2 separate regions of the Homo sapiens genome follow, and region 1 is linked to region 2. A link is a contact called in ENCODE Hi-C or POLR2A ChIA-PET data. All regions are on one chromosome and are shown on one strand. Each heading gives the region's core, a stretch centred on a gene start or an enhancer-like site at or near the end of the contact. The rest is flanking DNA. Distances are from core to core; before and after follow the strand shown. Region 1 has its middle 21 kb from the start of RHOBTB3. Region 2 overlaps RHOBTB3 (Rho related BTB domain containing 3).

Region 1 (6,429 bases), core at 104-2,603, 48 kb after region 2:
TTAAGTAAATTGTCTGGGAACAAATGTATGCATGCATAATCTATATATGTAAACAACACCCACTTGCAAACTTAATAGGAGAATATATTTCACTTACAGTAATAACAAAAAGGATAAAATCTCTTGGAATGCAGCTAACAGGAAATGCATGAGATCTATATGAAGAAAACTTTAAACATTGATAAAAAAAGCAATTAAAAAAACTGAACATGGAAAAGGCATTCCCTGTTTGTTCTAGTTACTATTAAGATAACAAATAAAATTATCCTAAAGTTTAGGGGCTTAAAACAGCCATTTCATTTTACTGACAAATTCTGTGGGTCAGAGGTTAGACAGAACACAATAGGAATGGCTTTTATCGGCTCCATGATGTCTGGGGCCTCAGGTGGGAAAACTCAAATGACTTGTGGTGATTCAACATCTTCAAGTGGCCCAGTGACTCAGGCTGGAATCATCCTGAGGCACCTTCACTTTCTTGTCTGACAGTTGATGCTTGCGGTTGGCTAGGACTTCAGCTGGGGCTGATAACCAGATGCCCTACACACACCCTGCCCTTGCATTCCTCACAGCATAGAGGCCTCAGGGTAGTTGGACATCTTACATGGTGGCTCAGGGGGTACAGAAGTGAGTGTGCCAGTGAACAAGGAGAAAGTTGCATCACTTTTTACAACCTAGTCTTAGAATTCACACAGTGTCACTTCAGCTGCATTCTACCAGTTACAACTCAGAGACAAGATGGCTCAGGTTAAAGGGGCGAGGACATAGACCCCATTTCTTAATGAGAGGAGTATCAAGGCCACATTGTGGGATAGGAAATATTGTTGCAGCATCTTTGGAAAACGTAATCTGACATGCATGTTCTTGGATGAAACAGCTTGCCATCATTTGAATCTCAATTTTTTATTAGTTAATATATAAATCTTATGTGAATGTCCCCACGCCCAACTTACATGTAATTGTTGTCCAGTACTTTAGCATTCTTTTTTTTAACTGTAAAACTTAGTCATTTATGGAGTCCCGGCCTTGCAAGGGTTGGAGCCCCCTCCAGTGCATGCTGAAAAATTTTTCTCTTGGTTTCTCAGAGGATTATGGAGTCCGCCTTAAGAAAGGCAAGCTCCGGACACTCTGTAAAGTAGAATGGCCCAAGTTTGGAGTTGGGTGGCCCTCTGAAGGGTCATTGAATCCTACAATTGTTCAAGCCGTGTGGCGGGTTGTTACCCAAGCTCCCGGCTATCCTAATCAGGTTCCCTGTAAAAATCAATGGTTAAGTTTGGTCAGGAATCCTCCTCCATGGCTCCGTTCATGCGCCATTCACAATTCCACCTCCAAAGTCCTCCTGAGCCAGGCCGCGTTTTCGCCTCAACCCTCTGCCGGTTCGGCTCCCCCTGTACTGCCTCCCTCTGAAGAAGAGGAGAGTCTCCCTCACCCAGTCCCACCGCCTTACAACCAACTTGCTCCCTTAGGGTCGTCCCATATCTCCTTGACGACGTCCCCTGTGGGCTCGCCACCCATTGCCTCTCGACTGCGGCCGCGGCGGGAGGAAGCAGCCCCTCTACTACCACTGAGAGAGGCACAAGTCCCTCCGGGTGATGAGCGCTCAGCCCCCTTCTTGGTTTATGTCCCTTTTTCTACTTCTGACTTGTATAATTGGAAAACCCAAAATCCTGCCTTCTCTGAAAAGCCCCAGGCTTTGACCTCACTGTTGGAGTCCATACTCCAGACCCATCGGCCCACCTGGGATGACTGCCAACCGCTCCTTTTAACTCTCTTTACCTCTGAGGAGAGGGAGCGTATCTGGAGAGAGGCCAGAAAGCACTTCCTTGCATCAGCCAATAGACCGGAGGAGGAAGCTAGAGACCTCCTTGAGAAGGTCTTTTCCTCTACCCGGCCTAACTGGGACCCAAATTCCTCAAGTGGAACGAGAACTTTGGACGATTTTCACTGGTATCTCCTCACGGGTATTAAGGGAGCCGCTCGGAAACCCATAAACTTGTCTAAGGCGACTGAAGTCATCCAGGGGCCCGATGAGTCACCAGGAGCGTTTTTAGAGCACCTCCGGGAGGCTTATCGGATTTACACCCCTTTTGACCCGGCGGCCCCCGAAAATAGCCGTGCTCTTAATTTGGCATTTGTGGCTCAGGCAGCCCCAGATATTAAAAGAAAACTCCAAAAACTGGAGGGATTTGCTGGAATGAATATCAGTCAGCTTTTAGAAATAGCCCAAAAGGTTTTTGACAACCAAGAGTTTGAAAAACAAAAACAAGCAACACAGGCAGCTGAAAAGGCTGCTGATAAAGCATTCAAAGGACAAACAAAAATCTTAGTGGCGGCTATCCAAGAGGTACAGAATGAAATGGCCCGTTAATTTGGACAGACACAGAAGAACAGGCTTTTCGAAACCTGAAAAAGGCATTAACTGAAGCCTCTGCTTTAGCCCTCCCTAATATCTCAAAGCCGTTTCACCTGTTTGTCCATGAAAGCCAGGGAGTTGCTAAAGGGGTGCTTACTCAGACTTTAGGACCCTGGAGACGCCCAGTGGCCTATTTATCTAAGAGACTGGATCCCGTGGCCTCTGGATGGCCAAGTTGCCTGCGAGCAGTAGCAGCTACAGCAAGCCTAGTCCAAGAGGCTGATAAGTTAACTCTGGGCCAAAATTTAACCCTTACAACTCCTCATGCCATAGAGACTTTACTTCAAAGTGCTTCTGGCAAATGGATGTCAAATGCTCGCATCCTGCAGTATCAGTTTACTGTTAGATCAGCCTCGTTTGACTTTCTCTCCCACATGGTGTTTGAATCCAGCTACTATCCATGACTGTCAGGAACTGTTAGAAACTACCGAAACTGGCCCACCCAATCTTCAAGATATGCCCCTAGAGAAGGTGGACGCCACTGTGTTCACAGACAGTAGCAGCTTTCTCGAGCAGGGAGTATGAAAGGCCGGTGCAGCTGTTACCATGGAGACAGATGTGCCGTGGGCTCAGGCTTTACAAGCAAACACCTCAGCGCAAAAAGCTGAATTGATGGCCCTCACTCAGGCTCTCCGATGGGGTAAGGATAAACGTATTAACGTTTACACTGACAGCAGGTACACCTTTGCTACTGTGCATGTACATGGAGCCATCTACCAGGAGCGCAGGCTACTCACCTCAGCAGGAAAGGCTATCAAAAACAAAGAAGAATCCCCCATCTTCAAAGCCTAACAGATCAAGCAGCTCTCCAGTGCACAACCTGCGCCCAGGTAAATGCCAAGCAAGGTCCTAAACCCAGCCCAGGCCACTGTCTCCGAAAAAACTTGCCAGAAGAAAAGTGTGAAATTGACTTTACAGAAGTAAAACCACACCGGGCTGGGTACAAATACCTTCTAGTACTAGTAGACACCTTCTCTGGATGGACTGAAGCATTTGCTACCAAAAACGAAACTGCCAATACGGTAGTTAAGTTCTTATTTAATGAAATCATCCCTTGATACGGGCTGCCTGCTGCCATAGGGTCTGATAATGGACCTGCCTTCACCTCGTCCATAGCTCGGTGGGTCAGTAAGACGTTAAACATTCAGTGGAAGTTCCATTGTGCCTATTGACCCCAGAGCTCTGGGCAGGTAGAATGCATGAACTGCACCCTAAAAAACACTTTTACAAAATTAATTTTAAAAACCGGTGAAAATTGGGTGAGTCTCCTTCCTTTAGCCCTACTTAAGAGTAAGGTGCACCCCTTATCAGGCTGGGTCATCGCCTTTTGAAATTATGTATGGGCAGGCGCCACCTATCTTGCCTAAGCTAAGAGATGCCCATTTGGCAGAAATATCACAAGCTAATTTATTGCAGTGCCTACAGTCTCTCCAAGAGGTACAAGATATTATTCTGCCACTTGTTCGAGGAGCCCATCCCAATCCAATTCCTGAACAGATGGGGCCCTGCCATTCATTCCAGCCAGGAGACCTAGTGTTTATTAAAAAGTTCCAGAGAGAAGGACTCACTCCTGCTTGGAAGGGACCTCACACCGTCATCCTCACGATGCCAACGGCTCTGAAGGCGGATTGAATTCCTGCTTGGATTCATCACTCCCACATCAAAAAGGCCAACAGAGCCCAACTAGAAACATGGGTCCCCAAGGCTGGATCAGGCCCCTTAAAACTGCGCCTAAGTCGGGTGAAACTGTTAGATTAATTCTTTTTATTTACTTCTCTTGTTTGTTTTCACCTATTATGTCCTCCGTGCCTTCCTACTCCTTCCTCCTCACCTCTTTCACAACAGGACGTGTATTCGTCAACACTACTTGGAGGGCCGGTACTTCCAAGGAAGTCACCTTTGCAGTCGATCTATGTGCACTGTTCTCAGAGCCAGCTCGCACCCATGAAGAACAACACAACTTACCGGTCATAGGAGCAGAAAGTGTCAACCTTGCAGCAGGATTTGGACACTCTGGGAGCCAAACTGGATGTGGAAGCTCCAAAGGTACAGAAAAAGAACTCCAAAATGTTGACTTTTACCTCTGTCCTGGGAATCACCCTGACGCTAGCTGTCGAGATACTTATCAGTTTTTCTGCCCTGATTGGACATTTGTAACTTTAGCCACCTACTTTGGGGGATCAACCAGATCTTCATTCTATAACTCGTGCTCCTTGTCCTAAATTATGTACTAGAAAAAATTGTAATCCTCTTACTATAACTGTCCATGACCCTAATTCAACTCAATAATATTATGGCATGTCATGGGAATTAAGATTTCATATCCCAGGATTTAATGTTGGCACTATGTTCACCATCCAAAAAAAAAATCCTGGTCTCATGGAGCCCATGCAAGCCAATCCGGCCTTTGACTGCTCTAGGTGACCCTATGTTCCAGAAACCCCCTGACAAAGTTGATTTAACTGTTCCTCCACCATTCTTAGTCATAAAAGATACACTCCAAAAGTTCGAGAAAATCTAGATAGGCACCAACAGGAACGAGAAAATAACATCCCCTGGTATCAAAACATGTTCAACTGGAACCCCTGGCTAACTACTTTAATCAGAGTTAGCTGGACCTCTCCTCATCATACTATTAACTTTAATTTTTGGGCCTTGTATATTAAATTGGTTTCTTAATTTTGTAAAACAATGCATAGCTTCTGTCAAACTTATGTATCTTAAGACTCAATATAACCCCCTTGTTATAACTGAGGAATCAACGATTTGATTCCCCAAAAACACAAGTGGGGAATGTAATGCCCAACCTGGTTTTTACTAACTCTGTTTTTAGACTCTCCCTTTTCCTTTAATCACCTAGCCTTCTTTCCACCTGAATTGACTCTCCCTTAGCTAAGAGAGCCAGACAGACTCCATCTTGGCTCTTTCACTGGCAGCTCCCTCCTCAAGGACTTAACTTGTGCAAGCTGACTCCCAGCACGTCCAAGAATGCAATTAACTGATAAGATACTGTGGCAAGCTATATCAGCAGTTCCCAGGAATTCATCTGATTGATAACGCCCAAAGCCCCGGGTCTATCACCTTGTAATAGTCTTAAAGCCCCTGCACCTGGAACGGTTTACGTTCCTGTAACCATTTATCCTTTTAACTTTTTGACTACTTTACTTCTGTAAAATTGTTTTAACTAGGCCCCCCGCCTTCCTAAACCAAGGTATAAAAGTTAATCAAGCCCCTTCCTCGGGGCCGAGAGAATTTTGAGCATTAGCCGTCTCTCGGTCGCCGGCTAATAAAGGACTCTTAATTCGTCTCAGTGTGGCATTTTTCTAACTCGCTCGGGTACAACAATTATTCTTGTTCTAAAGGTCCATGTCTGTTTTAACTAATCCATGTGTTAATCACTCTCTTTTCTTATCATTCTTTCTCACATTCATTCTTCCTCCAAGATTTCCTTGTTCCTAATATTCCTCCTTTAGTAGTTCTTTCACAGCTAGGGCTTATTCATGGTAAATTCTTCTGATTTCTGTCTGAAAATAAGCTTTCATTTCACTTTTATTCTTGAATGATAATTTAGCTGACTTAAGAATTCTAAGATTCACTAATGTTAGTTTCTGATTTACATATTTTTACTAAAAAATGCTTTTCTATCAAAATACCCTCAGGGCCAAAAACAGTAGGGTCAAAATGACAAAATCAAACTCTACATTGCCCTGTTATGTTATACAAGTAACTTGAGAAGACTTGTTTCTGATAGCAGGGATCTTATTGTCTCTTTAATATTAAAGTCAAAATATTAAACAAATATTAATAAAGGTATACTTTGCATACAAAATTATATATATATATGCAAATGTGGCATTTGTGTGCATATAAAACAATAAATATTGTTGAAGGATTAGATAATGTATTCAGAGTTTCTGTTTAGATAAGACTGAGAAGGGGAGAAATTGTCCTCTTTTCTAGTTACTGAAGAAAAAAATTATAATTTAAGAATTTACTTAAATGATGAAAGGAATGAGAAG
Region 2 (6,133 bases), core at 35-2,534:
ATAGATGGAATCAGTAGCAGGTAAATCCCCACAGGCCACTGAACTGTCTGAGAACACACACAGGAAGAATCACTCACTGAAAATGAAAGTAAGACTAATTCTCAAGAGCACACTGCTGATTGGGCTGTTTTCATAATTAGAAACATTAATCAAGTCATCTTTGAGACTTTTAGGTCCTAATAAACCAGTAATCCTAAGGCTGGGACTTTCCTTTTATTTTTCCAGTGGTAAAAACATTTAACATCAGATTTACCCTCTTAGAAAACTTTAAGTATATAATGCGATATCATTAACAATAGGCACAATGTCATACAGCAGGTCTCCAGAACTTACTCATCTTGCATAACTTTACTGATTGATCAACTGCAGACAAGGGCAGGATGACATCTTGCATCACTGACTGGGATTTTCTTTAGTTAACTTCTTAAAGCACTGAATCCACTTAGACTTTTAGAGCGCATGGTATACTCATGTATACTAGGCTGTGTTTTTATGCAATACAGAAAAGGACATGCCACGGAATGATTCTAAGAACTGGAGAATGTAAACTGAAGATGAAAGCTTGCTTCCACATATTTGTCTACTCAGATGGCATTTCAATAAGTGATGTGAAACTCTAAGGGCCATCTGTGGCAGGAAGAGCTCAAAGCTAAATTCTTGAGGTTCTTACAAATACTTCACTTCCTAACCATCTGAGATCATATGACTCAAGAATGTGCAACCATAACACTGTATCAAGTATTATAAGAATGTTACAATTGTATGCCATGTAAGAATTACTCCCTGAAGACCAGGAAAGGGCTGGCTTCACTTATCACATTACTCCTCGTTCCTTAGGATTAGTAGTTAAGTACTTATACATTATGCAGTGTTTGTTGTTATTCAATAGAAAACTAACGTATACAAAACAGATATACCTTGACTGTGTCTACTGAATCAAAAATTTGAATAGGAATAGATAGGTGTAAAATGTTAACCGGACTGTTGTTAAACAGGTCGCTCCTAAATAACGAACCAAATGTTCATGGTGACATAACACACACCAAATTTCAAATTCCTAAAGGTTAAAAAAAGCATGTTATTTAAAAAGAATTAAGATATTCTTTGTAATCTGGTTCTTTAAAAAAAAAAAAAACAAGGACAGGAGATAGGCTTATTATAACTCTCTAGCCCGTGTTTGCTCAAGGCAAATATTCCTGAGCACATGATGGAGTTCAACCTCTGCTTTACCAACCCATCTGATGGGAACACAAACAAACAACTCCTGTCTTCAATGGTTCTCTAGCATAACCCAAGGGCAGACCACAGCACTTCTGTGGGAAAACCACTGCATAACTGTGCCTTAACACTTGTATTCTATTCACAGGTTTAAAAATGTTAAAACAAAAACAAAACAAAACAAGCCTGGCCCATTTACTGAAGTCTCTGAGAAAAACGTAGGTTTAAAATTTTTGTTTGATTTGATTACAAAATACATTTTTTCAAAAACAGTGTCACTTATTCATACACAAACAAATGACTAGAGGATCAAACAAAGCAATAAATGTTTAAACATTTTCTGTTGATAGTGGAATCTGGGTAAATTTTTTTCTCTTAATTTTCAGCATTTTTCAAAATTGTCTTTTCTGTGCAAATACAGCTTTGATATCTCTTTTTAACATAATGTAAATGAAACTTTTCCTTGAGCCAGAGGTTGTAATCTGTAAATAATTAAAGAATAATAAATAGATACCTGCAGAACCAGTTATTTTCCCTTTTCCTTAACCAGCATCTGGATCTCTGCAGCCCCGGGTCAATGGCCCGTGCCCCTGCTCAGACCAGACAGCACCTCCGGCTTTGGCCGTGACGTACAAGGAGAGATCACAGCCGAAATGGGACGGGTCAGTGTCAGGTTAAGAAGCCAGGACTCTGAACTGGTTGAAGACCTGTAGCTCAGCAGGCTCTCCACACCATCATGCCTGCCTGCCCTCCGATCCCTATTCCAGGCTTACTTAATTTCCACCCAACCACTAGGCATCCATTTTTCCTCGCGTCAGGGACACACAGGGCACTGAGAGCCCCAGTTCTGAATAGCACTGCATCAGTCAGCCTTACAGCTCACCCCATTTTTACTTTGAATCCTAAGCTGTTAACTTGGTAGCCTTCCTGGGCCTCTGCACTGAATTCTAGGCCCTAGTTTGCTGGTTTTGGCTGGTTCCCAGTTCTTCCAAAAGCAGGTATTCCAGCTGCTTCTGGCAGTCCAGAGATCCAGCACCACCTCGGAGACTACTGGAAATGCAGAATCTCATGCCCCACTCCAGGTAACTGAATCAGAATCTCCACAGGAACAAGATCCTCAGATGATCTGCACACACTTTAAGGTTTGAAAAGCACTGGTCTAGACGATGAAGGGCCAATGGCAGGGCCACCCACTGTCTGAATGTTGGCCTTCCTGAGGCTGATCGCCAGAGTAATGGGACCTCCTGATTGAATGCCTGTCTTGGCCGCACTGTTCCACCCTGCAACCACAACCAGAGATGAGCTTTCTAAAGCCCAGTCTGATCATGCTTAAAACTCTAGCACAAGTCTAAGAGCAGCAGGAACAGCTTCCACAGGCCTTGCCCACCTCATCACCCACCAGCCATCACCTTTCACTCTACGCTCCAGCCATGGGAAACGGCCTGTGATCCCTGGAAAGCAGCAGATACCTAGGATTACACTTTTATTAATCAAATGTCCCCAGAATATTAATCTCTTTCAAACAGTATCAGAATGAGTGCATAAAAAAATTACAACAGGTAAATGACTCCGGGGAAAGGGTCTAGGGTAGAAGGATAACTTTTTTCTTTTCTTTCTCTTTTTTTCCATCTGCCTGTATTAATTTTGCAATTAAATAAAGCACTCCCCCTAGGAGAAAGCTAGGCAGGATCAGCCACTGGAGATACATCTAGCTATTTTACTGCTACTATGTTAAAAAGGATATAAGACGTCAGAGTGCTCATATGCCTTTGAAAGTAGTCAATAATAATTGTGGAAGCCTACTGAATAATTCATGTAATTTCAACAGAAAATTATCATACAAAAGTCACATCCCTCACAGTTCCTTAAACATATGATTAAAAACATCTTTTTTCTCTTAACATGTAAACATGTTAGTTTTTCAAAATCTTAAATTCTGAACTGTGACATTCTAAGTTTAAACGTCAAAATCTATAGTACTAAATGAAGTCTTTAAATAGTTTGGCTTACTGATATGATGATGCCCGGCTACTGGAGCCTACTCTTTAATTCAACTAAAACTTACAGAGAACCCGTTGAAGGCAATGTGCTGGGTGTGTGCTGTACAGGTGCTTAATTTATGCTTTTTCCAAGCCAATATTTCACTAACCTAGCACCACATTCTACTCCAATATGTATTTTTTATCCACATAAATCTGCGTGCTGCAACTGTACTTTTCAAAATCATAATTTAAGTTTTAACTTATAAAATTACATGACCACAAACCACATGAACAAAGTAATACCTTATTTTTAACATCAATTACTTAAATAAAGGCTGCCCCAAATTTCCCTACCTGTATGAAATGATACTTGCCTTGCAAACCTTAAACTTTTTGTCTGTTCCCAATTAGGCTTTACTTGAACCCTAAAAACAAATTAATTATAAATGTTTCTCCAGACACACTGCAGAGCAGGAGTGACCTTAGCCTAACAGGTTATCGCTACATGATTTGAAGTGGGTAAAGAAAATTAAAGACAGGAGTTCTGAGAAAACTTATATTTAGATGCTTACATTAAAATTCATTTTACATCTGTTCTTTTCCACTCTTACATGGGACACTTAGATGTAAGACCTTCAATTCATTTGCTAAAATGACTCAGATAGAACTTCCATCTTTAAAATATAGTTGCTACTGAGTTTTTAAAAGGGCAAAGAGAAAAATACTTGATAAGCTAAATCTTAAAAAGAAAGGGCACAGTAAGGAAAAAAAAAAGTAACGTCTATGATAGTCATAGCCAAAGTTAATTAGACCTCAACTAACACTGGATATTGATTTCCAGTCCGTAAGCTGAATGCAATTCTCTCTTTCACGCCCTACAAAACCTAAGAGTCAAACCGAAGAGTGAATAGCTAGGTTTTAAGGTGTAGACACTTGATTTCATTTACTCTTGGAATATTTTATGTCTTTAAAACTAAATTGGACAATAAATTCTCACATTTCATATTTTGGATGTTTTTTAAAGAAATAAAATATTAACATACTTGTTTGGCAGATTATGGTTTTTACAAGTAGATTTAAAACCAAGGCAAATACAAAAACATATGAAAAGATGCTTGATATCACTAATCATTAGGGAAATGCAAATCAATACCAGAATTAGATACCACATCAAACCCATTAAGATGGCTACTATTAAAAAAAATAAACAGCAAGTGTTGGCAAGGATGTGGAGAAATTGGAACCCTTGTGCACAGTTTGTAGGCACATAAAGTGGTATAGCTAGTGTGGAAAACAGTATGGCAGTAAAAAATCAAAAACAGAATTACCATGTGATCCAGCAATTCCACTTCTGTGTATATATGCAAAAAATAAAATAAAAGCAGAGTCTCAAAAGAGATATTTGTACACTATGTTCACAGCAGCATTACTCACAATAGCTAAAACAGTGGAAGCAACCCAAGCGTCCATGGATGAATGAATGGGTAAACAAAATGTGGTCTATATGTACTACAGAATATTATCAACCTTAAAAGGAAGAAAATCCTGATACATGCCACAACTTGGATGAACCTTTAAGACATTATGCTAAGTAAAATACATCAATCACAAAATGACAAATACTGTATGATTCCACTTACATGAGGCACTTAGGAGAGTTAAAATCACAGAGACAGAAAGTAGAATGGTGGCTGTCAGGGGCTGGAAAGAGGTCGGAATGGGGAATCATCGTTTAATGGGTATAGAGTTTCAGTTTTATAAGATGCAAAGAATTATGGACACGGATGGTGGTGATAGTTACACAACATTATGAATGTGTTTAATTCCACTGAACTGTGTTCTTAAAAATGGTTAAGATGGTAAAATTTATGTTCTATGTATTTTACCACAATAAAATGAAATTGATAGGGAAAAGATGAGGCAAGTACATTTGTAAGGAAAACAGAAAGCTTGGACCAATTCTTATATATAAAGCAAATAATATTTCATGTATAATCTTAATCTCAGATGGTAGGTAAAGACCACTGTAAAACTAACCAGTACCCTTGAGTGTCACAGGCACATTTCATTTCCAAAGCTTATGAGATTGTAAGTAACCAGAACCACTTGACAAGATACCTGAATAAATGAAGCGAAGGATGTCTGATAAACAAGAACAGAAGAGGGCGTCTTTAACAATGACTCGTAATGGTGGGTTGCCTGAAGATTCATGGCTAGCACCTGGAAATGCAGTATCTCTGTTTATAGCAAAAAGATCCTGGGTAGTTCGGATGATACTGGAATCCTGAATGTCAGTGGGACTCTTCACATTGAAAAGCAGCATGAAAACATGGCTTACAGCGCAGAGAACGATCTTGTGGGCCTCTACAACTTTCTTTAAATTGGGGTTGTAAAATACCACGTCCACACACTGGCAGCAGAACAGCAAGTTATTTAAGTCAGAGTTATAATGTGACGCTTCAGCCTTTAAGACAGGCATTTTTTCTGTTTTGAAAAAGAAAATAAAAATAATAAACTCCTTTCAGGTTTACAGACCCAACAATTTCATGTTTACTTTAAATATAATTGTATAATATTTTAAAATATTATTAGGTTAAAGCATAAGAAACAGCCAATATTTAACCATTTTTTGATGCACAAAAACAGCGATTTTCTACTACTGCTTAACCTAATTTATAAACATATATAAACTAATTATTCAGGAACTGTAGAATGTTATAACACAGACACACAAATACTATGTTTATTTACATTTTATAGAGCAAATGAAAAACCCACTAATGACGTACGGAACAATAAAATAACATTTCTTCTTACTTGTGTGTCCCAAAATAAAACAAGCCGCCAAATACTGAACTTTAGTATTTCACAGTCATCCTTCTTTACTTTTACCTTTGATTTTAAAAATTCAAAGTACTGAATAAGTTCCAAAG

What was found. Hi-C counts contacts between places; a loop is a spot of excess contacts on that map. ChIA-PET counts read pairs that join two places held with the same protein, here RNA polymerase II (POLR2A). Pooled maps may share reads with other maps.
Region 1: a loop to region 2 is called in a map of PC-9, with 8 times the contacts of the local background. The contact joins two enhancer-like sites. A Hi-C loop is called at or near these places in 5 of 168 maps with a recorded cell type or tissue (HCT116, PC-9, endothelial cell of hepatic sinusoid and 2 more), 4 of 37 single-sample maps with no recorded cell type and 14 of 50 pooled maps. POLR2A ChIA-PET finds 5 or more read pairs at or near these places in 6 of 52 experiments (AG04450, BJ, GM12878 and 3 more).

The regions. Positions count from the first base shown.
Region 1 is chr5:95,706,662-95,713,090 of GRCh38, reverse strand. It overlaps a transcript of SPATA9 not described here. Among named protein-coding and RNA genes, the nearest start is that of RHOBTB3, 21 kb to the left of the region's middle. Within about 2 kb of position 1,353, at least 13 of the 41 ENCODE cell types and tissues checked have a DNase peak (open chromatin) inside an H3K27ac peak, as active enhancers do; they include IMR-90 and PC-9, where a contact is called at or near this core.
Region 2 is chr5:95,754,947-95,761,079 of GRCh38, reverse strand. RHOBTB3 (Rho related BTB domain containing 3) reads right to left here. Exons shown (of 12, transcript NM_014899.4): 6 at 5,319-5,684. Among named protein-coding and RNA genes, the nearest start is that of RHOBTB3, 27 kb to the right of the region's middle. RefSeq lists an enhancer at 477-526. Within about 2 kb of position 1,284, at least 15 of the 41 ENCODE cell types and tissues checked have a DNase peak (open chromatin) inside an H3K27ac peak, as active enhancers do; they include IMR-90 and PC-9, where a contact is called at or near this core.